Linked DNA regions of Homo sapiens: regions 2, 3, 4, 5, 6 and 7 are each linked to region 1. A link is an interaction called in ENCODE POLR2A ChIA-PET data of the cell type or tissue named here. Cell type or tissue: HepG2. All regions are shown on one strand. Region 1 overlaps DYNLRB2-AS1 (DYNLRB2 antisense RNA 1). Region 2 overlaps LOC105371357 (a long non-coding RNA gene). Region 3 has its middle 200 kb from the start of LINC01228. Region 4 overlaps DYNLRB2-AS1 (DYNLRB2 antisense RNA 1). Region 5 overlaps DYNLRB2-AS1 (DYNLRB2 antisense RNA 1). Region 6 has its middle 71 kb from the start of LINC01228. Region 7 overlaps DYNLRB2-AS1 (DYNLRB2 antisense RNA 1).

Evidence for each region. Peaks named below come from ENCODE experiments on the same cell type or tissue, not always from the same donor. Only the 100,000 strongest peaks of a DNase experiment are listed, where the experiment ranks them.
Region 2: POLR2A ChIA-PET joins it to region 1 with 6 read pairs; 3 of 35 experiments call an interaction of 5 or more read pairs at or near these places.
Region 3: POLR2A ChIA-PET joins it to region 1 with 8 read pairs; 1 of 35 experiments calls an interaction of 5 or more read pairs at or near these places.
Region 4: POLR2A ChIA-PET joins it to region 1 with 5 read pairs; 1 of 35 experiments calls an interaction of 5 or more read pairs at or near these places.
Region 5: POLR2A ChIA-PET joins it to region 1 with 9 read pairs; 3 of 35 experiments call an interaction of 5 or more read pairs at or near these places.
Region 6: POLR2A ChIA-PET joins it to region 1 with 5 read pairs; 1 of 35 experiments calls an interaction of 5 or more read pairs at or near these places.
Region 7: POLR2A ChIA-PET joins it to region 1 with 11 read pairs; 1 of 35 experiments calls an interaction of 5 or more read pairs at or near these places.

The regions. Positions count from the first base shown.
Region 1 is chr16:80,264,198-80,268,197 of GRCh38, forward strand. All of the region lies in intron 2 of DYNLRB2-AS1 (DYNLRB2 antisense RNA 1), which reads right to left. Among named protein-coding and RNA genes, the nearest start is that of DYNLRB2, 270 kb to the right of the region's middle. RefSeq lists an enhancer at 1,495-1,789. In HepG2, no CTCF peak of the experiment used is centred here; a DNase peak (open chromatin) is centred at 1,674; H3K4me3 peaks cover 838 bases.
Region 2 is chr16:80,141,209-80,145,208 of GRCh38, forward strand. The region is part of intron 2 of LOC105371357 (a long non-coding RNA gene); the gene reads left to right. Among named protein-coding and RNA genes, the nearest start is that of LINC01228, 320 kb to the left of the region's middle. In HepG2, no CTCF peak of the experiment used is centred here; a DNase peak (open chromatin) is centred at 1,943.
Region 3 is chr16:80,024,870-80,028,869 of GRCh38, forward strand. No RefSeq gene overlaps it. Among named protein-coding and RNA genes, the nearest start is that of LINC01228, 200 kb to the left of the region's middle. RefSeq lists enhancers at 1,917-3,116, 2,626-2,685. In HepG2, no CTCF peak of the experiment used is centred here; a DNase peak (open chromatin) is centred at 2,412.
Region 4 is chr16:80,464,948-80,468,947 of GRCh38, forward strand. All of the region lies in intron 2 of DYNLRB2-AS1 (DYNLRB2 antisense RNA 1), which reads right to left. Among named protein-coding and RNA genes, the nearest start is that of DYNLRB2, 74 kb to the right of the region's middle. RefSeq lists enhancers at 918-1,500, 1,501-2,082. In HepG2, a CTCF peak has its summit at 1,621 (motif pointing left); a DNase peak (open chromatin) is centred at 1,644.
Region 5 is chr16:80,195,503-80,199,502 of GRCh38, forward strand. The region is part of intron 2 of DYNLRB2-AS1 (DYNLRB2 antisense RNA 1); the gene reads right to left. Among named protein-coding and RNA genes, the nearest start is that of DYNLRB2, 340 kb to the right of the region's middle. RefSeq lists an enhancer at 1,889-3,088. In HepG2, no CTCF peak of the experiment used is centred here; a DNase peak (open chromatin) is centred at 2,459.
Region 6 is chr16:79,896,079-79,900,078 of GRCh38, forward strand. No RefSeq gene overlaps it. Among named protein-coding and RNA genes, the nearest start is that of LINC01228, 71 kb to the left of the region's middle. RefSeq lists an enhancer at 1,654-1,798 and a cis regulatory region at 1,719-1,732. In HepG2, no CTCF peak of the experiment used is centred here; a DNase peak (open chromatin) is centred at 1,673.
Region 7 is chr16:80,405,621-80,409,620 of GRCh38, forward strand. All of the region lies in intron 2 of DYNLRB2-AS1 (DYNLRB2 antisense RNA 1), which reads right to left. Among named protein-coding and RNA genes, the nearest start is that of DYNLRB2, 130 kb to the right of the region's middle. RefSeq lists an enhancer at 1,748-1,892 and a cis regulatory region at 1,813-1,826. In HepG2, no CTCF peak of the experiment used is centred here; a DNase peak (open chromatin) is centred at 2,001; H3K4me3 peaks cover 592 bases.

The DNA of each region.
Region 1 (4,000 bases):
GCCCAGGCTGCTCTCAATCTCCTGGACTCAAGCGATCCTGCCACCTCTACCTCCATAAGTGTTGAGATTGTAGGCATGAGCCCCCATGCCCGGCCTTTCCTCCTCTTCTAACTCTGCCTCTCCCTCTCTCTCTCTGTCTTCTGTCCTTCACATATGGCAAGGCTAAGTCCCATACTGAAGGCTGGCTGGTGGTATCTTGCCCTGTCTATTTGTCAACTAGTCTTAAAAGTGCTACTCCGCTGCAGGCTGGGGCAAGCAGATTTTTTTCTTGCTCTCTGTTGACGTTCTTCTAGGATTGGTGAGTGTGTTATATTGTTCTAGAACATGTTTTAGCCTAACCACATTAGTAAAATGGATTTCTGCATGTTCCATCTCACCACATTTCCTTGCATTGAGGTTTAGGTGCAAATACTAATTACGTTAGTTTGTGGTTTCTTTCTCACAATTATTTTCACCTATATCTCTTTTACAAAATTCACAGGGAGGATGACTAGGCAAATGGAGATTAATCTGATCAAATTTAGTTTCCTACTAAAAGGACATTTAATAACAACCAGAACACCAACACAGAGTTATACCTCTGCTCTGGTTCAACTCAGCACAATTTGAACAGCTCTTGTGTGCTAGACACTAGGTTAGGGAGTTTTCACAGACTATCCTATAGTCATCACAGCCACTACGGGATTCGTAAACTTCACCCCAGCTCTTCTTGAGGATGGTGAAAATGAGATGCAGAAAGGTTGGCAGCTACTTGCAGAGTTGGGACTTGAATCCTGACTTCCCAACTTCATCCCCAAGGTTCTTTCCACAATACCATCCTTGGAAAGGGAAAATCATTGCTAGGACAGACAGTGCATCTAGACCAGTGTAGCATGTTTTAAAAGGAATTTCTCTTCCACCAATTCAAGAACTGAACAAAAGCAAAAAGTGTAAACAAACACACACAATCCTGCCCAGAGTGAAACCCACTAAATAGAAATACTACAGTGGTGCATTCTGCTGGAGGGAGATCATTTACCCTCTTTCCTTCATCAGCCCAATTAAAATCTCATCACACACAAAACAAAATCAAAGACATAGAGAGAGAGACTGTGGATTATGCCTCTAAGATGAAAAGCTAGCTTATTCTTTCTCTCCACTAACCTCTCTGCTCATGCTTAAATGTAAGTCCAACTGGCCATATTTCCAAGTTGACCACATTTCCCAGAGAATGTATAACTTATATTCTTCAGTTCTGGCAAAGTGTTCTCCCTGGTCCCTGAAGTTAGCGACTTCCATAGAAAAACAAATTTTGTTTTGAATGCCTAGCTGAGGAAGGGGTTGCTGCATATTTCTTTCCTATAGGCAATGGAGATCCAACTAAAGTTCAGGACAGAGATAGATAAAGGGAAAACAAAAGAAAAATATTCTTCCGTTGGCTTACCATAGTCTTGTTTCTGTACATAGCATGTCCCTTGAGTAGCAATGATACATTCTTTGGATCAAATTCACAGGTCATTTCTGCAAAGTTTTGCATGACACTGAGAGAAGGAGCAACCAAAGGACTGCAAACAGTTGCATAAGTAAAAGTGAGACATAAAACTTCATAGCAACCTCAAATGATGTCACTCTCAAGGACCTCAAGGCCATAAAATTCAGAGAGCTTCCCAAACAAGCCATTACTGATTTTCACGGAACTGAAAAGTACCTTGGACCTTGCTCCTTTCCATTCATAAAAACATTGTTATCAGTGAATGAGCTCACCACCCATTGCAACTGTAAGCTCTTTGGCACGTTAAGTTAAATCATTGTTGAACTCAACTCTTCCCTTTGAACCCTGGGGAATATTAACATGTCCTCCCAAGGGCCAGGGAGGAACATATGTGTCTTTGACCCTCTCAAAATGAGGAGGATGGAAACTCCCATGTATTAGCCAAGTACATTTGCTAGGTTGATGATGTGCAAAGAGGATTGGTCAGAATCCTATCCCAAAAATCAGGACCAGCTCCATTATTTGTGGGACCCAGGGCAAAACAAAATAAAAAACATGAGACTTCTTGGTCAAAGATTATTAAGGAGTTTTAAGACAGTGATAACAGAACATTAAACTCAGTGTGGGACCCTCCTAAGCATGGGGCCCTGTGCAACTGGTCAAGCCACATACCCATGTAGCTGGCCCTGCTCACAATCACCAAGAAGCCGTTGTCATAGATTTCTAATAATGAACTGAACAGAGAACATGTCAAGAAAAGATAAGAGGTTTATTTTATGATCAGCTGGCTTTTCAGAATCCTTCATGGTATGGAAGAGCCGTCAGGATGAACTGTGTCTCTCTCACCTAAGGAGCAAACTAAAACAGGTCTCCATAGATACAACATCTTGGTCCTGGAGGTCTTTCCTTTCTTAGGTTAAAAGAAAGGGGTGATGTGTACAAGGCAACTGATGCAACAGAAGGAAGAGGGAATAAATGGCTGTGGCTTAGAAAAAATTCAGCTAACCTCCTCCATCCAGCAGGGAGAGCAGGCAGTGAGTGAGGCAGACAGAACTTGATCACAGCACTGTATCACAGAAATGCAAGAGAGAGCAGTTGTACGAAGAAAATTATTTTCTTAAAAGAGGACAAGACATGGAATTAAAAATGCCTAGGACATCCACACCTAAGCTCTACCAGGTGCATGGATAAAACACAGTTTAACCAGCCCAGAGCTGTAGCAGAGATTCAACTCTTAAGGAGAAAAGTAAGACTATTGATGAAATTCTAAGATGGAGATTCCTAAATCTACTTTTACCCTATGAATTTGGAAAAGACAATCATTTTTCAGTTTAGTAGCAGATATATGTCAAGACTGAAGAATCAAGTGCTTTAGCTTCTTTATATTTTTACCACGGTGTATATTTACTATGTATATGTTACATTAAGTGTATATTTTACGTTAAATACATAAACTTTATGTAATAAAAAAGGTCATTATAAAGAGGATACAGTAATAATCTCTGAACCTTTAGCACCTAAAAAACAGAACCAGAATATATAGATATGGACACAACCAAGATCAGAAAAAAATAAAAAAGCAAAAATCCCAGAGTACACATGATGCATAAAGGAGAACTATCAAAATATTAGAAAAAAAAGATGCAGACTCAAACAAGGGGTACAATAGTTGAGTCAAAGTTCTTCTTTCTTCTTCAGGGGCCAGGTAGTAAAGGCAATTTCACTGTCCCCTTAATTTTGACTCTAAACTCAGATGTGCTGACATATTATTGTCTCTTCTCCCAAGAGGGACATCAAACTAAGGTATCTTCCATTCAGTTTCAGGCAGACTCTGAATATGATGGCCTCTGCATTTGTTTGAGAATAACATCTTGCTCTTCGATATTTAAAGGGGCTGGGGGTGAAGGTTGTATTGCAGGAACTTTTTTTTTCCCCAAAAAAAATGTATACTTTGACATTTAACAAAATTAACAAACATTAATTGCATGTAAAACCCACTTTGCTGAATTGCAGTGAGCCATTTAACCCTATGGACTAACCCACCCAAGAGCTTACAGGAGGAGAAGCAGAGCTGGCAATTCTCAGACATTAAGACACTCAGCTGCCTACACTCAAGCTCCTTCGAGGTCAGAGAAAGCTATGTTGCAGAAAAAGAACGTGAGTCCAAATTAGCAATTTGGCAGCATTCTTCAAAAAGAAAAATGTAACCTCAGGACTTTCCCAGTGCTCTCAATTCAGTCTGCCAGGACGTGTCAATGGATTGTAGTCTTATTTGTACCCAGGGCAAGGGACGTCACTCCCCACAGCTTCCCCTTTCCTTGCATATATATAAAAATTAAGGAAATTTTTTTTCCATCTTCAATTTTGTGTGTGGGGGGCTGGGGGGTGGGGCACGTCTCTCTCTGGCTAATTGCTGATTTTCTCTTAGCCCAAGGCTATGACACTTTCTGTCACATCGCTTTCCTCACAAGCGGTTCCTCATCACAAAAATCATCTCTTCATACTGTCTTCTCCAAGATGCGAGGGAAC
Region 2 (4,000 bases), 120 kb before region 1:
CATTTGTCTAATTTTTTTTCAAGGTTTTTAACTTCTTTGCCATTGGTTCAAACTTCCTCCTTTAGCTCGGAGTGGTTTGATCTTCTGAAGACTTCTTCTCTCAGCTCGTCAGTCATTCTCCGTCCAGCTTTGTTCCGTTGCTGGTGAGGAGCTGCATGCCTTTGGAGGAGGAAAGGCGCTCTGATTTTTAGAGTTTCCAGTTTTTCTGCTCTGTTTTTTCCCCATCTTTGTGGTTTTATCTACCTTTGGTCTTTGATGATGGTGACGTACAGATGGGGTTTTGGTGTGGATGTCCTTTCTGTTTGTTAGTTTTCCTTCTAACAGTCAGGACCCTCAGCTGCAGGTGTGTTGGAGTTTGCTGGAGGTCCACTCCAGACCCTGTTTGCCTGGGTATCAGCAGCGGAGGCTGCAGAACAGCGGATATTGGTGAACAGCAAATGTTGCTACCTGATCGTTCCTCTGGAAGTTTTGTCTCAGAGGAATAGCCAGCCATGTGAGGTGTCAGTCTGCCTCTACTGGGGGGTGGCTCCCAGTTAGGATGCTTGGGGGTCAGGGACCCACTTGAGGAGGCAGTCTGTCCATTCTCAGATCTCCAGCTGCGTGCTGGGAGAACCATTACTCTCTTCAAAGCTGTCAGACAGGGACATTTAAGTCTGCAGAGGTTTCTGCTGCCTTTCATTTGGCTATACCCTGCCCCCAGAGGTGGAGTCTACAGAGGCATGCAGGCCTCCTTGAGCTGCTGTGGGCTCCACCCAGTTCGAGCTTCCCGGCCACTTTGTTTACCTACTCAAGCCTCGGTAATGGCGGGCGCCGCTCCCCCAGCCTTGCTGCCACCTTGCAGTTTGATCTCAGACTGCTGTGCTAGCAAAGCGAGGCTCCATGGGCATAGGACCCTCCAAGCCAGGTGCGGGATATAATCTCCTGGTGTGCTGTTTGCTAAGACCATTGGAAAAGCACAGTATTAGGGTGGGAGTGACCTGATTTTCCAGGTGCCATCTGTCACCCCTTTCTTTGACTAGGAAAGGGAATTCCCTGACCCCTTGCACTTCCTAGGTGAGGCAATGCCTCGCCCTGCTTCGGCTCACACTCACTGTGCTGCATCCACTGTCCTGCACCCACTGTCTGACACTCCCCAGTGAAACGAACCCAGTACCTCAGTTGGAAATGCAGAAATCACCCATCTTCTGCGTCACTCACACTGGGAGCTGTAGACTAAAGCTGTTCATATTTGGCCATCTTGGCTCCACCCCTCCCTTTGTTCAATTCTTCAAGTCTTTGGTATGCTCTTTGTGATTAGAAACAGACATGCTTAGTGGAACAGTCAGCCCAGAAGTTCATATATAACATAAGGGGTTTTCTGTATTTTCTTAAGTTCCTCCCTTCCTGGTACTTCCTGCCATTCCGAGGCTCGTTTTTTTGGTTCCCCACCACACAGCTGGGGCTTTAATTTCGTTGCTCTGCTGCAGGATTCCTACAACTGTACCTACATCCACAAACAACTGGCAGGAAGACAGGGGAGGGAAAAAGCAACGAGGACTTGCCATATCCTCAGAACCAATGAGAAAGGAAGGTTCATCTCCACCAGAGTTTTAGTAGCTTGTGCATTCCCATCGCCATCACTGATGCTGCACTCTCACCAGCATGTAATGATCAGCTGGGCGCTGGGGCTCAAGAGAGCAAAAATTTTCCAAAGTGAGGGATTTCCCCCACTGTTTTTGAGCATTGGAAGTCCCCTTTCCTTTGCTTAAGGCAGAGCTAGATGGTTGTGAGTTCTTTCTGCATTCATGGATGCCCACTTTTGTGTTTTGAGCTGCCTTGAGTCCAGGCTGTAGGACAGAGGAAGAAAGAAGATAGTAAACTCACCACAGGATCAATGGTACTTTGAATTTTGGTCTGTTTCCCAATCTACTATGCTACTGTTTACCTTCAGAGCCTTCAAACAGCTTCTGTAAGCATTATATTGAGCTTCAATAGCTTCATTCAATAGAAGAGACAGGATGGAATGTGCCTACATCACTTTACCTGGAGTTGAAACCTGCTGCACCTATGTTTTCAGGTTTATCCTTGGGAATGTATATTTATTTCCATGGACAGAACCTAGGCACTGAAGTCAGAATTGAAATGGAGTTTTTTCTTTGACACTTATTAACTGTGTAAACATTAATACATGCTGTTTGGCTTCTATAAACTTCACACTCCTTGTTAATCTGGGAGACTACTACATATCATTTAGTGTGTTGTCTCATTCAAACAGGTAAAGTGTAAAGTGCCCGACACAGAGCAGGTGCTTAATTACTGTCCAATTATTGGTTTTGCATCCCCCTTTTTCTCCCTGATATCACTGTCCTACAACAAGGATGGTGGTGACATTGTTTAAGCTGAATTTGCAACATCTTATGACTGGGAAGTGGTGGAAAAGGAAGAAAAAAGGATCGTGGCTAGATGAACTTTAGGCAGCTTTAAACATGAGGACCTAAGATTCTATACAAACAAGGTACAAAGAATGCATAAAGCCACTTAAAACCATCAAGGGAGCAAGGCTGAGCTGCTACTATCCTGTTTGATATATCATTAGGAAGATTCCTATTAATAGGCCACAGCAGCTATTGACATTTCATTATACATGCTTAAGATACGACAGCAAGAAATTACAATATACATATTGAAAAGCCCAGCCTTAGATTTCCAACACTGGAAATAAAATGGAATATAGTAGAAACTGATCATTTAGCCAACTTTATAAAGGCAACCGTTCCTTTTGGGAAGCAAAAGTATGGTTTTATAAAAAATTTATAAAAATTATTATATGTTTATGTATAGTAATATATAAAGGAAAATGCTTTACAAATATTAAGTTTGAGTGTCCAGAACGTGAAAGCAGATACTTAAGCATTAAAATCGAGCCTCCACATGGGCAAGACCTCCTTTGTTAATGGCCATTCAGGAAGCTGTACTACGGACTCTGCTGTTTTCAACCTGGAGAGCAACTTTCAGCATTTTGCAAGGGGCCCTCACTTTCAGAACCTCAGCAGGGATTTGCTTTCTGGTATCTGTAACAGTGAGGGCTGGACATCCCTTGAGTGACAATTCTGTTTTTCTTTATGCCCTTCTTTGTGTAAGCTGCCAAACCACTAAGATGCAAATCTGTGGCCCACCTCCATCTAGGGAACTAAAAGGCATGATGTGTTTGTGTACTTTGCATACTGACCTCAGCACTGGTTTTGTCTGTGGTAAACATGTATGTTACTCACACTGTGTAAGAAGGAAAGGCCTCAGCAGAAACCAGTCTCTTGATCTCTAGGTCTCTGTAGTCTTTCCTCCTCACAGTTGCCCTGAAGATTATGCTGCAAAGTCAGTCTGAGGCTGTCATGCTTCTGCTTAGGAACGTTTCAATAACCCCCTATATTTCAAGACTAAAGGAAACAGTAGGGTGTAGCAGCTTCAGGTTGTGGGTTGTGGGAGTTGCCTGAGCCATGCTTCAAATTCCAGACCAACCATGGCATGCCTTGAGCAAGTGACACAGCTGCTCTGTGCCTCAGTTTCCCTGTGCCTCTTCCACCTACCCTTTTAGCTCAGATCTCCTTGTGATATTTCATATGTCCAACACTCCAGTCAAATTTGATTGTCCCTTTTTCTTTGCACATACTTAACAGAATCTTCTCCAAATTTGCTCAAGCCATTTCTCCTGCCAAAATAGCCTCATTCCACTCAACAAAATTCAAACCATTCTTCAAGTGTCAACTCTGAAATTATCTTTCTCCTCATCATTCTTGTAGTATTTTGTCCTTGCTATGTCTCTACAAATGCATTTATTTTATTTAATCTACATCGTAATCATTATGTAATACCTTTACTATTACATTATAAGGCATTGGGTGAATCTTGGAGAGAACATATAAAAATGAAAACAAAAAATTAGGATCTTGCTCCTGATAGAGCTTTAACCAAGAAGGGAAAACACAAAAGTGTTTAAGGTTAGGAGACCATGAGAGAATCTAAA
Region 3 (4,000 bases), 240 kb before region 1:
AATCATGCTCTGACGGGTTTTCTGGATGCTTTTAAAAAACAAAAAATATGTGGGGAGGGGGCAGCATGGAACAGGAGTATCAGTAAGGAGCTGCATCCAGGAAATAATTTCTTAGGTTGGGATGGTTACAACAAAAACTTTCAGGACAGGCTTCTTTTAAGAACCAGATAGTAAATATTCTGCGCAAAATCAAGGCCAAAAGGCAGCCTCAAGGCTATTAGGTACATATTTATATAATCATTTCAAACCATCTGGTTAATAATAAATAAATAAATGCCATTCTTAGATCAAGGGCCATTAAGAAAGGGCCAAAAGAAAAAGCAAGCCGGCAACTGGCTGCATTTGGCCCACTGGCTTTAGTTCGCAACCCCTGGTTGGAGATCAACAGGAGAAGAGATGGGGCCTTGGACAATGAATATGGCAATTGCATGCCTGGTAGATCAGGGCTTGGAAAAAACATCATGCCTCACGATAGCTGGACTGTGTTTTTGGAAGTCCTTGTAGCTTAGCAGGACCAGGGGATTAACCGGATTGATGTATCAGAATGTGAGTATTTGGTTCTGGCCACTTTCTTCTGTTGGAGCCACCATTTGACATAAAGCAGATTTAAGATTTCATGGGAAGTGAGAGGCTCTCCCTTTATATTTTTGGGCATGGAGCCACAGCCCTGTTGGCATTCAGGGAGGTTTGGAGTTCCAAAATGGTGTTTGGGTTGAGAATGCAAATGGATTTGTTCTTCGGTTATGACACGTACATTCCATGGCCCGGAAAAACCCAGAAAATTGACATTTATTGAAAGGGTGGGGAGAGGATGGAAGGGAGTGTGTACCAATTCTATTGCCATCTGATTTATCTACTGTGAGGTCGAAAGGCCTGTAACTACCACAAGTAAAAGCTGTTGCCTGGCTAGATCAGCAATAAGGAAATTAATCAGAGTTCTCTACACAGAAATATCTAATCCATAGGGATTAATATAGCACATAATCCACACCCATCTAATTTTTCTTCTAAAGTACACTGGACTAAAGTTATGAATTAGCTAACCTTTGTATGCTGGTCACCCTTTGCACATAAGAAGAATTTGGTATATGAATATAAAACACTGGCCACAGAGTCTCCTTCAACTTTAATCTGACAGTTTCCTATATATTATATTATACTATATTGCTAGTATTCATTGTTTCAAATCATATGTTATATATTATATATCACTTTTATACTATATATTCATATATATTCTAAATAAGTGTATATGATATTTATTATTTATAATACTTTTGTATATACATTTATGTCATAAAGACATGTTAAGTACAGAAAGTTTTGAAAATTTAATCAAGATGGAAAATGTTCACTGAACTTCCATAACTACTGGTAATATTTTTATGTTTCATTCTAGTCTTTTACAGTTGGATTTTTTTCCAGAGTAGAGAGACCTTTTGTTGTTGTTAATGTAGCTTTGACCCTAAGGCTTTAAAAATTTTGTTTTCTGCTTTACCATTTAACCCAGCATTTTAGCACTAGGATCTTCTATAGTACTGAGGACTTCAAAAGATTTTCCAATAGCTGAATGCCCAGTACATTTACCACTTATAGACGAAACCAAATTGTATAGTTGGATTTGAAAAGTGCTTTCTGTATTCCCTTATTATAAGTAATAATTTAGAAAACGTTTCTCTCTTCATAACTATCTTTTTTATTTCAGATTGCGTCTTTAGCTTAAACCTAGAAGGTCCAATGTCACAAGACTTTTAAGCCCAACTTCACGACAGAAAGCTTCCATTGATTTTTGCCACACTCATCATCAGTGGGTATACATCTCTCTCTACCTTCACAATCCTGGAATATGCATATGTTGAAGGAGGAATACTGTTAATTTCATCAGTGTAAAATTTTTATCCTTGTTTGTTAAATAAATGTATTTCTTCTACTGAATTGCTTTTTAAATTGACTTCACTTTTTTTACATAGCTCTTAAAAAGGAGAGTTATTGCTTTTTCATATCTCCAAAGTTTGGGTGCTAATTAATCTGCACCTCTAAAAGTTAAAGTAAGTTACCCACAGGTTTTTTCTAGTCCTGAAAAGCAATTTATCTGCCTGTTTCAAATTATAACCACATCAATGATGATGATGATGATATTGTCCTTGGGCATATATGTGAAAGAAGCAACTCGTGAGAAGTGGGGCCAACTTGTTTTGGAGATTCCAGGACTTGTCTTTGGGCAAGTCTCCTTCCTGACAACCCCCTCCCCAGTCTGTGGGGACAGATTCAGGCTTGTGTGGCACTTGAATACTCTCGATCTGCCCTTATGTAATAAGTGTTACTCATGTCCCAGTATGAGTCACCCAATCCCTCGCCCGGGGCATCTCCGCCAGGCTGTAGAGTTTCCCACCTGCCCTGATCCCTGTCTGAATAGAGATAGCATGACTCAGCGCCGGGGAAAGGGTGGTTCTCTCTGTCTAGCTGATGTCCTCAGCTCCAGGAAGCTCTGGGCTTGCGGCATGACAGCAGAGAGAAGGGCCACGCTGCTCACGTCAGCAGTGCCCCACTGAGGGGGCCCGATGCAGGAAGAGGCAGCCCAGAGGCCAGCCGGTCCCCACCACCCAGCTACCGGGTTTGGAGAGGAAACACAGAGCAGTGTCTATTTAGATCTTCAGCGAGGTTTCCTTTCTTTCTCCACGGTCTCACGGGCAGTCAGAAGGATATGAATAATAATAACAACTGCTACTATTTTTTGAACACTGAATGCTTGCATTTGGCAAGCATCGTGCAAGGTATTTTACACATGTTAACACATTTAATCATCACAACAAGACAATGAAGGAGCTCCTATCATTTTGCCCATATGAAAGATGCGAAAACTAAGGCCCTGAGGGAATAAGTCCAGTCCACATAGCTGGGTAAGACACAGATCTGGAATTGAAACTCGGTCTCCAGAGCTTTCTCTCTTAACCACTAGACCAGTCTTTTCAAACTGTAAAGTGTACATGAATCACCCCGGGATCCTGTTAAAATGCAGATTCTGATTCAGCAGGTCTGGGATGAGACCTGGGAGTCTGCATTTCTAGCAATCTCCCAGGTGAGGAAGATGCTACTGATCCACGCCCCACCTGTTGAGGAACATGGCTCTATATTATACTGCTTTCACACTATGCTTTGGACTAGTCTTTAGTGGGAAAATACTGTATTCACTTAACTCTTTCTTTATCCATTCATTGTCTATTTATACTTTCAGACAACAACCACGGAATCCCCACCATGAGTCAAGCATGGAGAACATAGAGATGGACATGGCTCCCTCATAAACATGGAAAAAATCAGTTCAACAAGGAGACAAGACCCTCTATCACACACATATATAATTATAATTATACAGCAAGATAAGGCTGAAAACAGAGGGTTGTTCTGTGCATGGTGCATAAAGAAGAGGTGATCTTGCCAGTGAGTCAGAGAAAGTGCTCCAAAGCGTGGAGGGAGGAAGCCCAGGCATGATGTACCTCAAAGGTCTGGTCTCCTAAGAATAGTGAGATGTTCTCCTATTTGTAGCCCAGGATTCATGGTGGGTAGAAGGGGAGAAGAGGCTCTCAGGATAGACAAGAGACAGTCTCCTCGCTAGAGACCCCTCCCTTCCCATGCCCCCATCCCGTGGCTATTTTTCTCCTTTTGTTTGTCTTATTCCTTCCACAAAGACTATTCTTACCCAAACACCAAACACCGCCCATAAGCTGGATCACTTCAAGATCCAGTCCAAATGTCCTTCCTCCACATTTTCTCAGACCCCTCCCTTCCCATGCCCCCATCCCATGGCTATTTTTCTCCTTTTGCTTGTGTTATTCCTTCCACAAAGACTATTCTTACCCAAACCCCAAACACTGCCCATAAGCTGGATCACTTCATGATCCAGTCCAAATGTCCTTTCTCCACATTTTCTCCAAAGCGCACGACCTTCATATACATGAGAAGGAACTCTTGCCAGTGGCGGCTTATTCTGTGCCAGACA
Region 4 (4,000 bases), 200 kb after region 1:
AAGGAGAAAGAAAAACACACATATGAATACTTGCACACACACACTCATACATACACATGCCCAGATAGCATTTTCATTAAAGGGTCAACTTGTATGCTCACCAGCAGTATCTAAAATGAGATTGAGTGGCTGGCTGCCCCAGCCTCATGGTTCCAGTCCAGATGCCCTCAAGAAGCTCAGTATTATTGCTTTACTCTAAATCGTGTCTATATCTTGATGGATCTTGAGATCCATTCCAAGGGTGCCACTTAGACCTCTTGTCTCTCCTTCCTCCATCCCTTCCTTGAGTTGCCCTCTTCTAGGGACCATTTGACAAAGCTAAGTCACATAATAAAATTTTCTACTAAGTATGCCAGACATCGTTCCTAGTGCCTCACCTATATTATCTCATTTATGTATCACAAAAATCTAACATGTACATAGTTATTATTACCATTTTATAGACAGAGCAACTTGGGGTCAGAGTAATTAAGTCGCTTAACCAGAACACAGAGGAAAGAAATGAGAAGGCCAGGCCTCAAAGCCATACCAGCTGATGCCAAATGGGGGTATTTGGTTTTTTGTTTTTGTTTTGAGATGCAGTCTCTATCACACAGGCTGGAATGCAGTGGCACAATCACAGCTCAATGGAGCCTCGACTTCCTGGGCTGAAGCGATCCTCCTACCTCAGCCTCCCAAGTAACTGGGACTACAGCCACAGACCACAACACCTGGCTAATTTTCCTATTTTTTCTAGAGATGGGGTTTCACCATGTTGCCCAGGCTGATCTTGAACTCCTGGGCTCAAATGATCCTCCTACCTCAACCTCCCAAAGCGCTGGCATTACTGGCGTGAGCCACCATCCCCGGCCTCATGCCTAACGTTATGCTAACTATTGTGCTATCCTCTGCAGTTAATTACAGAAAACACCTGCACAAAAATGCGTGGCAGTCAATGCAGTAGAGAAGAGATAAAGACCTAACTTGGGGTTTCTGAACAAATAGTCCCTGTCCATAGACCATGAGCAAAGGTGGACGCAAACAGCCCTGACAAGTGAGCGGTTCTAAAGGCGTGCAACCTGCAGCTGTCAGTATCAGGTAAGTTGTGGAGAATTACCTCGAAGGTGGCTAGGGTTGAATCCTGGTATCCTGTCTCTGTAAGGAACCAGAGGATGTTGCCTACAGCCTGTTTCTGCTCTCAGGCCATTCTCTTTGCACTTCAAATATCGTGGGGAAGGTGTTTTGCATTCATGTTACGGAGGGTAATTGTTGTGAGTTCATCTATCAAAAAGCCACTGATGGGTACATTTACATAAGAAAGAGAGAAATGAAAGTCAACGAAAGCCCAAGTCTCAGTTGTTTGACTTCTGTGCGCCACAGGGCACAGTTCTCCAAAAACAGACCGAACTGTGGGCAAAGGACAGCTTAGCTGTTTAGAAGTAAGGAAAGCCTTTCCTTTGGTCAACCCTGATTATGCTCTATAGGGGCATTAGGTTACCACTGAGAAACTGTACTGTCCTACCCTCATCCCAAAGATGGGGACTCCGTGATCTGACAGAGCCCTCTGCCTGTCGGGGAGACCTGGCCGTGAGAGCAGGGCACCCGGGCCCTGAAACCGCAGGGATGGGGGTGCACGCCGGGCCATGACAAAGGAAACAGCGCCATCTTGTGGCTCCAGGAGAGATGAGCTACACTTCCCGCCCATTGTCTCACGAGGGCACGTAGTTAACTTACCAAGAAGAAATTTGAAATTTGGAAAACAGAAGTCAACCGTGCCTTTATGGACAGCATGGTAGGCAAAACCTGGCCCAGTCCCATTTTGTCTGATCTGTGGCTAAGGGAGAGAAATGGCAGTGTGTTAAGGGTCGTCACCACCAAATGTAGGCGCTCCTGGGGACAGCAAAGCATTCCCTCACTTGGCATCAGGAGGGACCGGTCCTTGACCCAAGCACAGATCCTTTCGGGTGCAAAAAGAGGACCAAGATAGAGGTCATGGATTACGTTCTGGATGTTGGTGACAATGGCTGCAAATAAAAAGCACTTAAGATTTGCGAGGCACTCTGCATGCATTAATGAATAATTAATAATTAATGAACTAATACTTAAGGAATAATTAAACAGTTGCTTAAAATTAACCCTCATAGCAACCCCAGAGGAGGTAAGGTGCTAGTACTATCTCCATTTTTCAGATGAACAAACTAAGTCCCTCGGAAACAATGCAGAGTACCCTGGGCTAGGTCACCCAGGTAGCTAGGATGACAGCCAAAATTAAAACACAAGCCTGTCTAACTCGAGTCTCATGCCCTGAAGTTACTTCTACAGTTTCTTACATGATGCTCCAGAAACCAGCTACACTGGATACACACAGCATGTATACTGAAATACAAAAATATCTCACCCTACCCTAAACATACCGAGTCAGAATCCCTGGGTGGGTGTGAGAATTGGCACTTTAGCAAGTTCCGCAGGTGATGAGATACCCAGCCCACAGGTGCCCTGGCTAAACTGTGTCTCCCAAAGTTTGTGTGTTGAAGCCCTAATCCCCAGTATGATGGTATTTGGAGATGGGGCCTTTGGAACTGCTTCTTTTGGATGAGGTTATGGTGGTGGTGCCCACATGATGGGATTAGCACCCTTATAAGAAGAAATGACCTACTGGGTGAGGTGGCTCACTCCTGTAACCCCAGCACTTTGGGAGGCCAAGGCGGGCGGATCATGAGGTCAGGAGATTGAGACCATCCTGCCTAACACAGTGAAATCCTGTCTCTACTGAAAATACAAAAAAAAAATAAATAAATAGGCGTGGTGGCGGGCATCTGTAGTCCCAGCTACTCGGGAGGCTGAGGCAGGAGAATGGCGTGAACCCGGGAGGCGGAGCTTGCAGTGAGCCAAGATCGCGCCACTGCACTCCAGCCTAGGCGACAGAGCGAGACTCCATCAAAAAAAAAAAAAAAAAAAAAAGAAAGAAGAAATGACCAGAACTCTTTCTCTTTCTACCGTGCAAAGACATATCAAGAAAGCAACTGTCTGCCAGCCAAGAAGAGGGACTTCTCTGAAAACCAGCCATGCTGGACCTTGATCTTGGACTTCCAGAACTGTGAGAAATAAATTTTTGTTGTTTAAGCCACCCAGTCTATGGTATTTTGTCATGGCAGCCCGAGCGGATTAACGCACCAGGATACATATCCGTGGGCCAGGTCATGCGAGCTCATCAGTAAATATGCCTGTTATATTAATGAACAACCAAGAGATTTCAACACTCTGGCCCTTGGAAGAACTGTGCCAAGGACACATGTGTACTATTTCCAGGATTTAGCCTCTTTTCCAACCTACCTCAAGGTGACATTGCCTTGGAATCTGTCTTCCAAATGTAAGAAGAACGGCCTCCTTCCTACATCACTAAAGATTCACGGGGGAGGGATTCCAAAAGCAGACGTGATAACCTGGTGTAAATGTGCAGAAATGGGAAGAGTAATAGGAGCTTTGCTTTGTGTAGTGCCTTACAGTTTTCTGGCACATGTGATTTCTTTAGATAGCTGGACTTTTCCCTGTGAGGTAGAGAGGCCATATAATTATGACCTTGGTTTACCAGATTATAAAGCAAAGACAAATGGAATCGCAGAGCCCTGCCCGTGGTCACCCACTAACGACATGGAGAACTCAGCCTAGTTGGAAGTGCAAGTAAGATAACAGAAAAACATGGGCTGATCAGGAAATAAAATTAGAGGAGTCGCCATAGCTTGGAAGAGGGGTTTGTCTATCAGGATGCTTGCAGCAAGAAAATTCAACCCAGATGCTCAAATGACAAACAAGAGGCCTTAATAACAAGATGACATACAAGGCATGGGCAGGGATCCGGGAACAAACACAGAATGGGGTGCCCCTTGGGATCAGCAACAGGGGAAAACTGTTCCCTCTCCCAAGACTAAAATAGCAAGAAGAGGAAGAGATGGTGTTATGAACCAAGAAGATGGGCAGGAAGTAAAATAAATAAGCCAAAACAAGGACACCAAAAGACAGG
Region 5 (4,000 bases), 69 kb before region 1:
CTCACCAAAATCAGTATTAGTGTGAATTGTAGTTGACTTTGACACTTTCCTCAAATTTTGCTGACAATTTCTACCTAAACTGTGATTCTAAAAAAAAAAAAATCTTAATAGATGGATTGTGTTAATGAAGTGGGAACAAATTGGACTGGTTAAGGCTAGGGAGGAATTTTGCTTTAATCTGTCTGGGAAAGAGATGAATGCCATGTGGTCAAAAAGAGGGCCCTGGAATCAGTTTGATCTGAGTCTATAATTCATGCTTTTGCAAGTTCATTTTTTCAAGTAGACTTTTTACTGAAGTCTAACATATATAAAGTAATATCCCAAATTATAAGTGTGCAGCTAGATGAGTCTTCACAAACTGAACACAGCCATATAACTATTACGTTGGTGCAAAATTAATTGCAGTTTTTGTAATTGCCATTACTTTCAATGGCAAAAATGCAGTTACTTTTGCGCCAATTGCACCCAGATAAATGAACATTACAATAAACACAGGAGCTCTGTTCATGTAACCTTGGTCACTACCAAGCCTCAATGTAACAATTATCCTGACTTCTATCACCCTGCATTAATTTTGCTTGCTTTGTTGTACAATCATACAACATGAACTATTTTGTGGCTGCTTTCCTTTACTCAAATATTTGTGAGATTCATCCATGTTTGTATACAGCTATAATTCATTCATTCTCAGTAATGTATAGTATTCCATTGGGTTAACATACCACAATCATTTTATCTATTCAATTGTTGATAGATATTGAATTGTTTTCACATTAGGGCTATTACAAAGAGGTCTTCTATGAGCATTCCATGAACATGCCTTTAGGTGAACACGTTATGTGTTTCTGAAAAAGTACCTAAGAGTGAAACTGCTAAGTCACAGAGTAACTTATGTTCACCTTTTCCCGACCTCAATTTCAAATTTACCCTTCCTACTCTTCTTGGGTGACATTAAATAAGTCACTTACGATTCTCAAGCCTATTTCTCCATCAGTGAATGGACAGAGTTCGTGTTAAAAAGTTGTTTTAAATATAAAATCAAGTGGCCAGGCACAGGGGCTCACGCTTGTAATCGCAGTACTTTGGGAGGCCAAGGCATGCGGATCACAAGGTCAAGAGATTGAGACCATCCTGGCTAACATGGTGAAAGTCCGTCTCTCCTAAAAATACAAAAAATTAGCTAGTTGTGGTGGCACGTGCCTGTAGTCCCAGCTACTCGAGAGGCTGAGGCAGGAGAATAGCCTGAACCAAGGAGGCGGAAGTTGCAGTGAGCCAAGATTGTGCCACCGCACTCCAGCCTGGCAACAACAACAACAACAACAACAACAACAACAACAAATATATATATACACACACACACACACATATATATATACACACATATATATACACACACATATATATACACACACACATATATATATACACACACATATATATACACACACACATATATATACACACACACACACATATATATACACACACACACATATATATATACACACATATATATACACACACACATATATATACACACACACACATATATATATACACACATATATATACACACACACATATATATACACACACACACACATATATATATACACACATATATATACACACACACACATATATATATACACACATATATATACACACACACATATATATACACACACACACATATATATATACACACACACATATATATATACACACATATATATACACACACATATATATACACACACACATATATATACACACACACATATATATATACACACATATATATACACACACATATATATATACACACACACACATATATATACACACATATATATACACACACATATATATACACACACACACACATATATATACACACATATATATACACACACATATATATACACACACACACACATATATATACACACACACACATATATATACACACACACACATATATATATACACACACACATATATATACACACACATATATATATATACACACACACACACATATATATATATATTTTTTCAAGTAACTTAAAGCATCTGGCACAGTTCTGATGTATAAGTAATATTTGTCCCAAAGATGTTTAGTGCTCACTGAATAATCTACATGCTCCCCTATCTTTCCTGTCCTTTGTGAAGATCGACTGGGACATATGCCATGAGTTTTGGTCGATGGGATGTGAATGGAAACGAGCTGTGCTGCTTCTGGGCCATGAAGCCACCCATTCAGTTCTCTCTTCTCTGCTTCAGAGCCCTGGCAAGCAAGTGTTGAAGCAGTGGCATCACAAGAGGATGGGATTCTCCAGGGTCCCCGAGGAACTGTATGGAGCAGAAACTTTGCCAACTGGCATCGACATGTTATATAAACAAGACAGAAATTTTTGCAGTGTTGAGTCACTGGAATTTCTAGGTTACATTATTACTGCAGCATACCATAGACTATCTGGAAAAATACAATAATCAAAGGATGAGATATGGCTCCACCCCAATGAAACCACTAGAATTTCCCTTCAAAGAGTGGTATGACTCAGGTTCAACACAGACATCACATATTACTTCATTTCTGAATGACAACGAAATCTTTTCTTACACTAAAGAGGAAAATTTGAAAGTGATCTTTTGCTGGAACGTGTTAATTGAAGAATCTCTCTTCTCTGTTAAGAAACCAGATTGTAATTCCAAAACTGTGTCTGATGTGCCCCAAACATAGCATTGCCGTCTAAAGAGAAGGCCCTTGGTGATTATTAGTTTAAAAAAATAAAATTCTCTCCCACCAGGTTCAAAGCCAGCCTCATTCTTTTGTTCCTGTAAAGACTTTCTTTCTTTATGTTCCCTGGTGTCTATATGGCCTATGAGCTTTCTCCTAATGATTAAACTCCTAAAAATACTACGAAGCATGCTTAATAAGGCTTTTGTGTTTTTCTGGTTGCTATAGAGACTATTTAGCATAGGACTTTAAGTACGTGTAAATATGTATTTTGGGTAGTGTTCAAAGACACGTATAATTTACTCAGCCATAACAGCTACTTCAGAGTGTTGCAGTTCAGTATGATAAGGCATATGTAAAGCATTTTATAGTGTGTTATTTATAATTATTTGCTTAACAGCCTACAACAGCTTCTTCCATTGTGTAAAGGAAACAGGCATTTACCCTGTTTTAACAATGAATATCATTTACTCCATTGTAGCAATTGATAGACTTGGGCACCATGCAGGCTGGTAAATATGCAATTGGTATAATGTTGACGCAGGACAGAAACCATGTTGACAGAGAGTTACTAGGAAAACAAAGGGTCCTGCTGCTGAAGACTTGAGCTCATTAGAGAAGTTGTTAACTGAGCTACTCTGGCAGGAGAGGAAACCCCTGGAAAGAGGCCACTATCTGCTTTGAAGTCCCCCCCAGGGACGTACCCATGAGTGAAACAACAGAGATAATGGCAACAACAACTAATAGTTATTAAGTACACTTGACTATGGACCGCAGGCATGGTGCTAAGTGCTTCACATTCATGATCTCATTTAATCCTCTCAACACCATAACCCTATGAAATGAGTACTGCCATTATCTTCACTTGTTGCATAAGGAAATTGAGTCAGTGAGGTTACACAACTTGCTCAAGATCATCACAGGAAGATGGTGGATCCAGGAGTCAAATCCCGTACATATTCCTCCAAAGCTTGTGCTTTAAATTAAGTGTTGCTCCACATCACTGATGTTCCATCAGGGATTTCTTGAGCTACATCAAGCTTTCTCAGCAATATATCCACTAGACCTGCAGCACACACATTTTCCAAGCACAATGAGTTTTGGGCAATGTTCACTTCTACTATCTAAAGAAAAAGACGAGATCTCCACTGTTCAGATACCTTACACATGTCATCTTTTAAGCCTCACGCATCTTCAGCTCATAGACTTCATCACCCATTTTGTTCAGACGAGGAACTAACTCTCAGGACAGTCCTG
Region 6 (4,000 bases), 370 kb before region 1:
ATTATGAAGCCTCCTCGCCCGCAACCAGATTCCAGATTGGGGTCCCCTGGGTTCTAACTGTGCCATTAACTCTGATTAGGCATGTGTGGCCCTTTATTCTTGTTGCTGCTAACATCCTAATCTGAGTTTCTTCAACTTTGAAGTGGGGATGAGGTCGCTTTATTGTTTCAGGAACGGATACATGGTTGCTGCTTATTAAATGCTAATTAGTACATGATAAGTGCAATTAGAGGGTCGGAGCTGACTGCTAAAACCCGCCCAGCAGTGAAGCTGGCCATTGCGAGGAAAACCAGTTTACCCAGCTACAGAGAGAATAATCGGGAAGTAAAACAAGCCTTGAAGAGCTTATTTGTTTCTGAGGCCAAGTTCCACTTGTTTAGAGTTTACACCTTTCTACATTTTATATTTGCTTTATTTCTTATTTTTTCCTCCTCCCCAAAGACATTGACTAGAACGCCTTGGGATGTAGCTTGCAAGATACACCCTGAGCCCACTTAAAGAGCAGGACACAGCTTGGGACGCGAATGGGCTGCCTGCTTAGCTGGTGGCTGGTTTTGCTGTAGCAATAAAAACCTTAAGGCCTGGTGGCATGCCTCCCTTCAACCACCCCAGGATCTCAGTTCTGAGGTCTCTGAAGTCTCTAAAGTTTTCTTGCCTTTCCGTAACAGGCGCGAGAAGGCTTCTGCGGCTGGGTGTGGTGGCTCACACCTGTAATTCCAGCGAGGGTGGGAGGATCACTTGAGGCCAGGAGTTCAGGACCAGCCTGGGCAACATAAAGAGACCCTGTCTCTACAAAAAATTAAAAAATTAAAAAATTGTCCCAGTATGGTAACAAGCCCCTGTAGTCCCAGCTACTGGGAAAGCTCAGGTGGGAGGATCACTTGAGCCTAGGAGTTCAAGGCTGCAGTGAGCTAGGATTGTACCACTGTACTCCAGCCTGGGCAACAGAGCCTGCCTCTGAACAAAGGGTTTCTGCCACTCCATGCTTAACGACTGCATCCCAGGCAGGCAAAGGAGAAGGAACAGATGGGCTGAACCTGTCCCACTTCTTTGAGGAAAGTGAGTGTGTCCCTAACAGCACACACCCTCTCCCAACAGGGTTTCCCTTAAACTTCACCGACAATCCTGTGCCATTGTGACCCTAGCTGCAAAGGGTTCTGGGAGAGTGAGCATTTCCCAGGGCAGTGAGCACATTGCTGTTCTGGACAAAATCAGTCTGAGCAGAGAAAGGAGAGGATGAGTTTGAAGTAAGCAGCTGCCTATATCCATCCAACAGTTGAGCTCAGAGGCAGGCAGCATGAGGGTGGAAAGCTCTGCAGCCCACACGTTGCTCAGCTTGTTCACTCTAACTTTCCAGCTTCTTTATTTGCATAATTATAGAAATAACCCACCCATACCCCTTCTGGGGGCATCTGTGAGGGTTAAGTGATGTCACTTATAAAAGCCCTCCATACAGTGTCCAGCACACAGTGTGTGTTCTGCAAAGAGTAGCTATTGGAGTTAGTGCTGGGAGTGACAACCTTCCCCTTGATTCCACCAGCCCTGCTGGGCCCCTCAGTGCTTTGCTCTGCCATTTCCCAGAGCCCTGCTGGAAGACCAGGAAGAGTGCCTGAAGCCGCGGTTGTTATTTGAACGCAGGCCTTCCTGCAAGCTGGACTTTGTTCATCCCTGTGGACAGCATATCTGGAAAGCACAGACACTGTAACCACATCGTGGTTTGACCTTTAAGCTCTGGGAGCATAAATCCTTCTAGCGTCTTGTTTTTCACGGTCAGAGTCCATGCCACTGGCTCCCCACTCGTATGAGTGGGCTGAGGACCAATCTGCTCTCCCAGCACTAGGAAGGATAGACACTAATAACTCCCAATTGATATGTAACTTGCCCTAATATTGACCCTGGCCCTGATGACTCCCAATTGATATGTAACTTGCTCTAATATTGACCCTGGCCCTGTGGTTAGTGATTCTCATTGCAGGGTAAATGATTGGACCGTTTTGGCTTTTACCCCATTTGACATTTTCACAGCCTCTACCACCATCTTCAACAACAAAATAAGACAGCTTAATTAATTGTGTGACACAAGGATGAGCCATGCTGTTGCTCTTTAGTGGATACAGTGGCAAACTTCACAGTATTTCTTCTGAATCAACTAGAAGGTGTGACTGCCCTTTATCAAATATGACAAAAGTGGAAAGTCCCACTTTTTCCCATCAGAGATGTATCTACATTAAACCATCCGAGTGAATGATAATAATAATATTATTATTAATATAAATGGAACGCTCAAGACATGCCTGGTGTGCTAAGTATGTTAGATTAGCAACAACCATTTATTCTTAAACAGTTACAGAATTCCAAATATCTGCTACGCTCTGTATTAGCCACTGTGTAAGAGGTTAAAACAACATGGTTCCTGTACTGTGTGGGGAGGCAGCAGATGAATAGGTCTAGTGTCATTAGGGCTGTGAAGGGAGAATACTAATTACTGTTAATAGTAATAACATTATTGTTGTGAGGTCTTAGCTGAGGGACTCCTCCATGTCAGGTGCTTAGGATACATTACATTTTTAACCATCATCACCACTATGACCTCTTCATGCATTAATAGATACTCTTTATAATCCCATTTTTAAAATGTGGCACCTAAAGTAGAGAAGTTGAGTAGCCTAAGGTCATACAGCTGGTGAGAATCTGGTGGAATTGCAATCCCCTTCTGGCTGTCTACAGAGTTCATACTCTTCACACCACAGCTGGGCTGCTAAGGGCCAAATCCTAGCTCTGCCTTTTACCGGCTTTGCAACCTTGGGCAAGTTCCTTCAGCTCTCTAGACTCAGTTTCCTAATCTATAAAATGGGTTTATAATATTACTACAGAGTAGTGATAAAGAATACATGGGTTAGTGTACGCAAAATGCTGGAGACAATTAACATATGTGAATCCTGTGACCTGATACGCACCCAGCAAACCCAGCACCCTCCAGCTCCACCATGACAACACAGAGGATGCTCCTCTAGCCCAGCAGGAGAAGTCAGCTGCATTGAGGCTTGAAGGGTGAATAAGAATTATCTGGGTAGGAAAAGGAGAACAGCCTCACTGGCAGAGTTTTTATAAAGGCACCAAAGTCTGAAAGGCATGAAGAGTTTAGAGGGACCCGTTAACAGTTTAGAACAACTGGATGACAATTGCGTAGAAGGAAATGGATACTGCGGATACCACGGAGCTCAGCAAGCAAGTTTCACCTTCTAAAGGCAGTGGGTGAAGGTTAAAGAATATAAAGCAGGAAAATGACTCATCCCCCACCCCTCAAAGAACAAATGATTCTAAATCCAACTCTGGGACATTTTTGGTTCTTAAGAAATGAGAGCCTCACTCTGTTGCCCAGGCTGGAGTGCAGTGGTGCAATCCTAGCTCACTGCAGCCTGGAATTCCTGGGCTTACCTGATCCTCTCTGCTCAGACTCCCAAATAGCTGCGAGTACACGTGTGAACAACCACACCCTGCTAAGTAAAAAAAAAAAAAAAATTTGTAGACACAAGATCTTAGTATTTTGTCCAGGCTGGTCTTAAACTCTCAGGCTCAAGTGATACTCCCTCCTCGGCCCCCCAAACTGCTGGGATTATAGGTGTGAGCCCCCATCCCAGCCTACTTTGGGAACTTAAGTCCTGTTGTGGCCCATACTGAAGAGATGGAAAATTCCTTCTTGTTGACAAAGGAAACACCTTTCCCTCCTCTTTCTCTTCTCCCTTGTCCTTGGGCTACCCTTAGGAGGCATACTCAGTCCACTGCCTGCTACTTTCCAGCTCTTCCTGCTTCCTTCTACAGGGTTTCCAAGTCCTGAGCAAAGGCCAAGTTGGGGCTGCAGGGAAGGTAGTAAGCTTTCTAGTTACCTTCTAATCTGTGGATGAGTACTGTAGACTTCATGGGCATAGTTCATGCTTAGTGTATCCTGGTCTTGGAATGATCCTTGGTTTTTAAACACCCTGAGCTCTGAGGTCTGTTT
Region 7 (4,000 bases), 140 kb after region 1:
TTGCTGCAATTATAGAAACCTTATTCTTGTGCTTCCCTCGTTCTGGATTTGACACAGCTGCCAGCACCTCTCTCTCCATCTCTCTAATTTCAACAGGGAGTTCAGAGTTTAAGTCCCATAAATTACCAATTACCACAAGAGAGGTAGAAATAAGATGCTGAGGGAATTCAAAGAAGGCACAAGTTGTCTACATCTGGGATATGGGGGGATATGAGACAGACAAGCAGGAAAGCAGGACTTGATGCAGAGAAGAGTGGCATCTACTTAATTACAGAAGAAGGCTGTAGACGTTATCCGAGGATGGCTGGAAACTTTGAAGTATTAATAAAAAAGTAACAGAGTTGAAGCACACAGTACCTGGCAAACAATAAGCACTCATTCAATGAGTCTCTGACCTGGATCTCAATCTTAGCTTAGCATCTTCTCAGTCATGGGGCTCTCCTTCACTCACATCCACACCTGAACTTTCAGACTATAGTCTCGTGGCTAACAAGGTCATATTTTCTCAGTAGTGACTGCGATTTATCTTCTATTGTCGTCCATTTTTCTTTTGAATCCAGTAGCTCTTATTTGGAGAAGAAGGAATTAAGAGACCAGTATGCATTGGGAGGAAAGTCTAAAGTTGCTGGTATTGCATCCAGAAAAGGAGTGAGAAGAGTGGACTAAAAACAGTCCACAAAAAACAGAAGAGAATCTACACCATTTGTGGCCTGTTCAGTTTCCTCCCAAAGAAAATCTCCCTGGCAGTATCTGGGAGACACTCAGTAAATTATGTTAAATGAGTGAGTAAGGAAATGAATTAATATCCAATCATTATAATAATAGCTAATATTTATAAAGGACTTGTCTTGTTACAGTCACGGTACACAATGATTTACATTCATCTCTTCCTCTTCTGTTTTCCTCTTTTTATTCATTGTTGGTTAGGTAATTTTCCTAATATCACAGAACTAGTGAGAGATGAAATCAGGACACAAACTCATAATTGCAGTTATTTCAGTGTCACACTAATGCTGTTGCTATATTACATTTTAGATCAAATAGTCATTTGATATAGGCATGTTTTCATTTCTAAACTCAGAGCAACAGCAACTCTCATCCACAATGAGTATTGAAACATATTCATATTTGACACATACTGGGACGTAAAGTCACTATAAAAAAATCCCCAAGCTAACAAGCTGGCATTTGACCCCAGCTCTGCTAAGATCAAGTGAGGTCTTAATGTAAGACTGAAGAACAGCTGAGTATATCTTTTTATTCCCTTATCCAACAAATGTTTATTGACAACCTCTTATGTGCCATTCATACGTTAGATATTGGGGATAGAATGGTGAATCAGACAGGCATAGCCCCCTTCATGAATCTTAAAGTGGAGGAAACAAAACAAATAGGCAATGAAACACTACACACATCTATAAATAATTATTTCAGCAATTGATAGCTGTTATAGGAGTAAAACACAGGTAGAATGAGAGAGAATGGGCAGGTAGAGAGGGCTACTTTTGATAGGGTGGTTGGGAAAGGCATCTCTGAAGAGGTAATGTTTAAGCCAAGACCTGAAAGTTAAGAAGGTTGTCATGGTTAAAAATATCCAGAGGAAAAGGGTTTTTTTTTATATCCCTATAAGAAAAACAACAAAATAGTAAGCGTTTCCATGATAATCCTTAATTTTCCAAGCATTTCTGGATGCATTCTTTCACTTTTTCTGATTGGGAAAAGCCTATGGAAATCATTCCATTTTTGGGTCCTTTCCATAGATGGACTCAAGTTATTTGTTCACTTTCCCTATCGCTATTTTGTTAGTATGTTGGTTAATAATTGTAGGTCATCAATAAGGCTAGCTTAAAGGTCAACCAACTCTGAGAGACAGAAAATCCTCCAATTAGTTAAGAATCAGTGAAGAGTGATGCTTGGAGCCAGGGTGAAGAGTATCAAAGAAATCAAAGGGAAAGTTTCCCTGACCATTGTCCAAAAAGCAACCAATTGCTCTTTAGGGAAAGCCACAGTTGGCCTGCCTAATGAGCCTTGAAACTTTGAGCAAACAAATTCAGAGTCCACATTAGAGGCAAACAGAGGGCAAAGAGAGGGGATCATTAAACACACTGATTGGATGTGACCCTCTCCCCACTTGTGGAGTTTAGCCACCCTGGTGAGCCTTCATGGGTGAGACAGAGTAAGCATGGACTGGGCCACACCATCTCCTAAAGGAGACCTGCCCAAACCCCCCTTCCTGTTATTTTTCCATTAAGTTTCTGGCTGCCTCATCTTTTATTCCACATTGCACAGCCAGAACAGTTTCACTAAGAAGACTCAGAGATCACCAGGGTATGCAGTGTGGACGATCACTATAAACAGAGCAGTCATTGCTAATCCATCGCAACACGCTTTTCTCTGAGCCTGCAAGCAGCCTCAGTGTTCCTCTCAACACAAATCTACAGGCAGCTACTATCACTCAATAAGAATCAGAACACAATAAGAAATCTATGTGTCATTTCTGCATTCTAAACCATTTTAATATCACCATCACTAATATTGAATCACCACATGGCTCTCTATACGGATAGATACACTTGAGATTAGCTACTATAGTAGTAATTGCCACTAAATGAGCACCTACTATGCACTTAGAGAGCTTTTAAGTTCTCTACAGATTCTACTAACCCATTTTCATTGCAACTCCATGAAGTAAGACATAATGTTAGCCCCATTTTACAAATAAGGGAACAACAGGCTCAAAGAGGTCATGTAACTTGCAAAGATGTGGATCTCTGTGACTGAGCCAGAACATAAATCGAGACATATGCTGATTCCAAACTTGGGGCACTTTAGAGCACACCATATCATGATTAATTTTTTTGAGATAACAATATGGGGCACTTAAAGAATAAAAATTTCACCACTTTCTACTAAACCCAGAGCATATCCCTATCAATAACTAGCCTTCTATTACACGTGTTCTCATTTCTAAACTCAGAGCAACAGCAACAAGATCCACAATGAGTATTGAAACATATTCTTATTTGACATATCCTGGGAAGTAAAATCACTATTAAAAAATCCCCAAGCTAACAAGCTGGCATTTGACCCCAAGTCTGCTAAGATCAAGCGAGATCTTAATATAAGACTGAAGAACAGCTGAGTATATCTTTTTATTCCCTTACTCAAACAACAAATGGTTCCTGGCTGCTCACTATGTACTAAGTCCCGTACTGAGCAGCGGTGCTACAGTGATGAACAATATCCCACATATTCCACATAGTTGGAGCTTCCAAACTAATAGAGGATACAGACATTAAATAAACAAGTAGATGGAAGATCACCTATTTATTTTCATCAGCTCTAAGAGCCCTGAAAAATTAAAACAATGGTCAGTTCAATTTTGAATGTGGGTAGAGTGAGGTCAGAAAAATCTTTACATGGCCTGAAAGGATAGGTCTCAAAGAGAAGCAACAAAATCTAAACACTCAACCACATATCATCACAATGCCAAGAATCTAATAAAAATTACTAATCATATGGAGAAGCAGCATATTGTGACTCATGATCAGGAGAAAAATCAGAATATAGAACCACACTCAGGAGAGACAGAGCTGATGCTATCAGCAAAGACTTTAAGAGAGCTTTTATAAATAATCTGTAAAATTAAAATAAAAACCTGTAAGAGACAATAATATATATACACATACATAATATATATACCCACATATATGTATATATATACACATACACATATATGTGTGTGTGTGTGTGTGTGTGTGTGTGTGTGTATATATTAAAACTAAATGGTAAATTACCCAAAATGAAAAAGTCATGGGATGGGCTTAACATAATAAATGAAAGAAAATATCAATGAGCCAGAAGAAATAGAAATGGAAACCATCCAAATGATGCACAGAGAAAAAAAAACTAAAAAAAAATCAGAGTTTCACTGACCCTTTAAAGAATATGGAGTTTCTACCACACAAATAATTGGTATCCCAGAAAGAGAAAGGTAAAA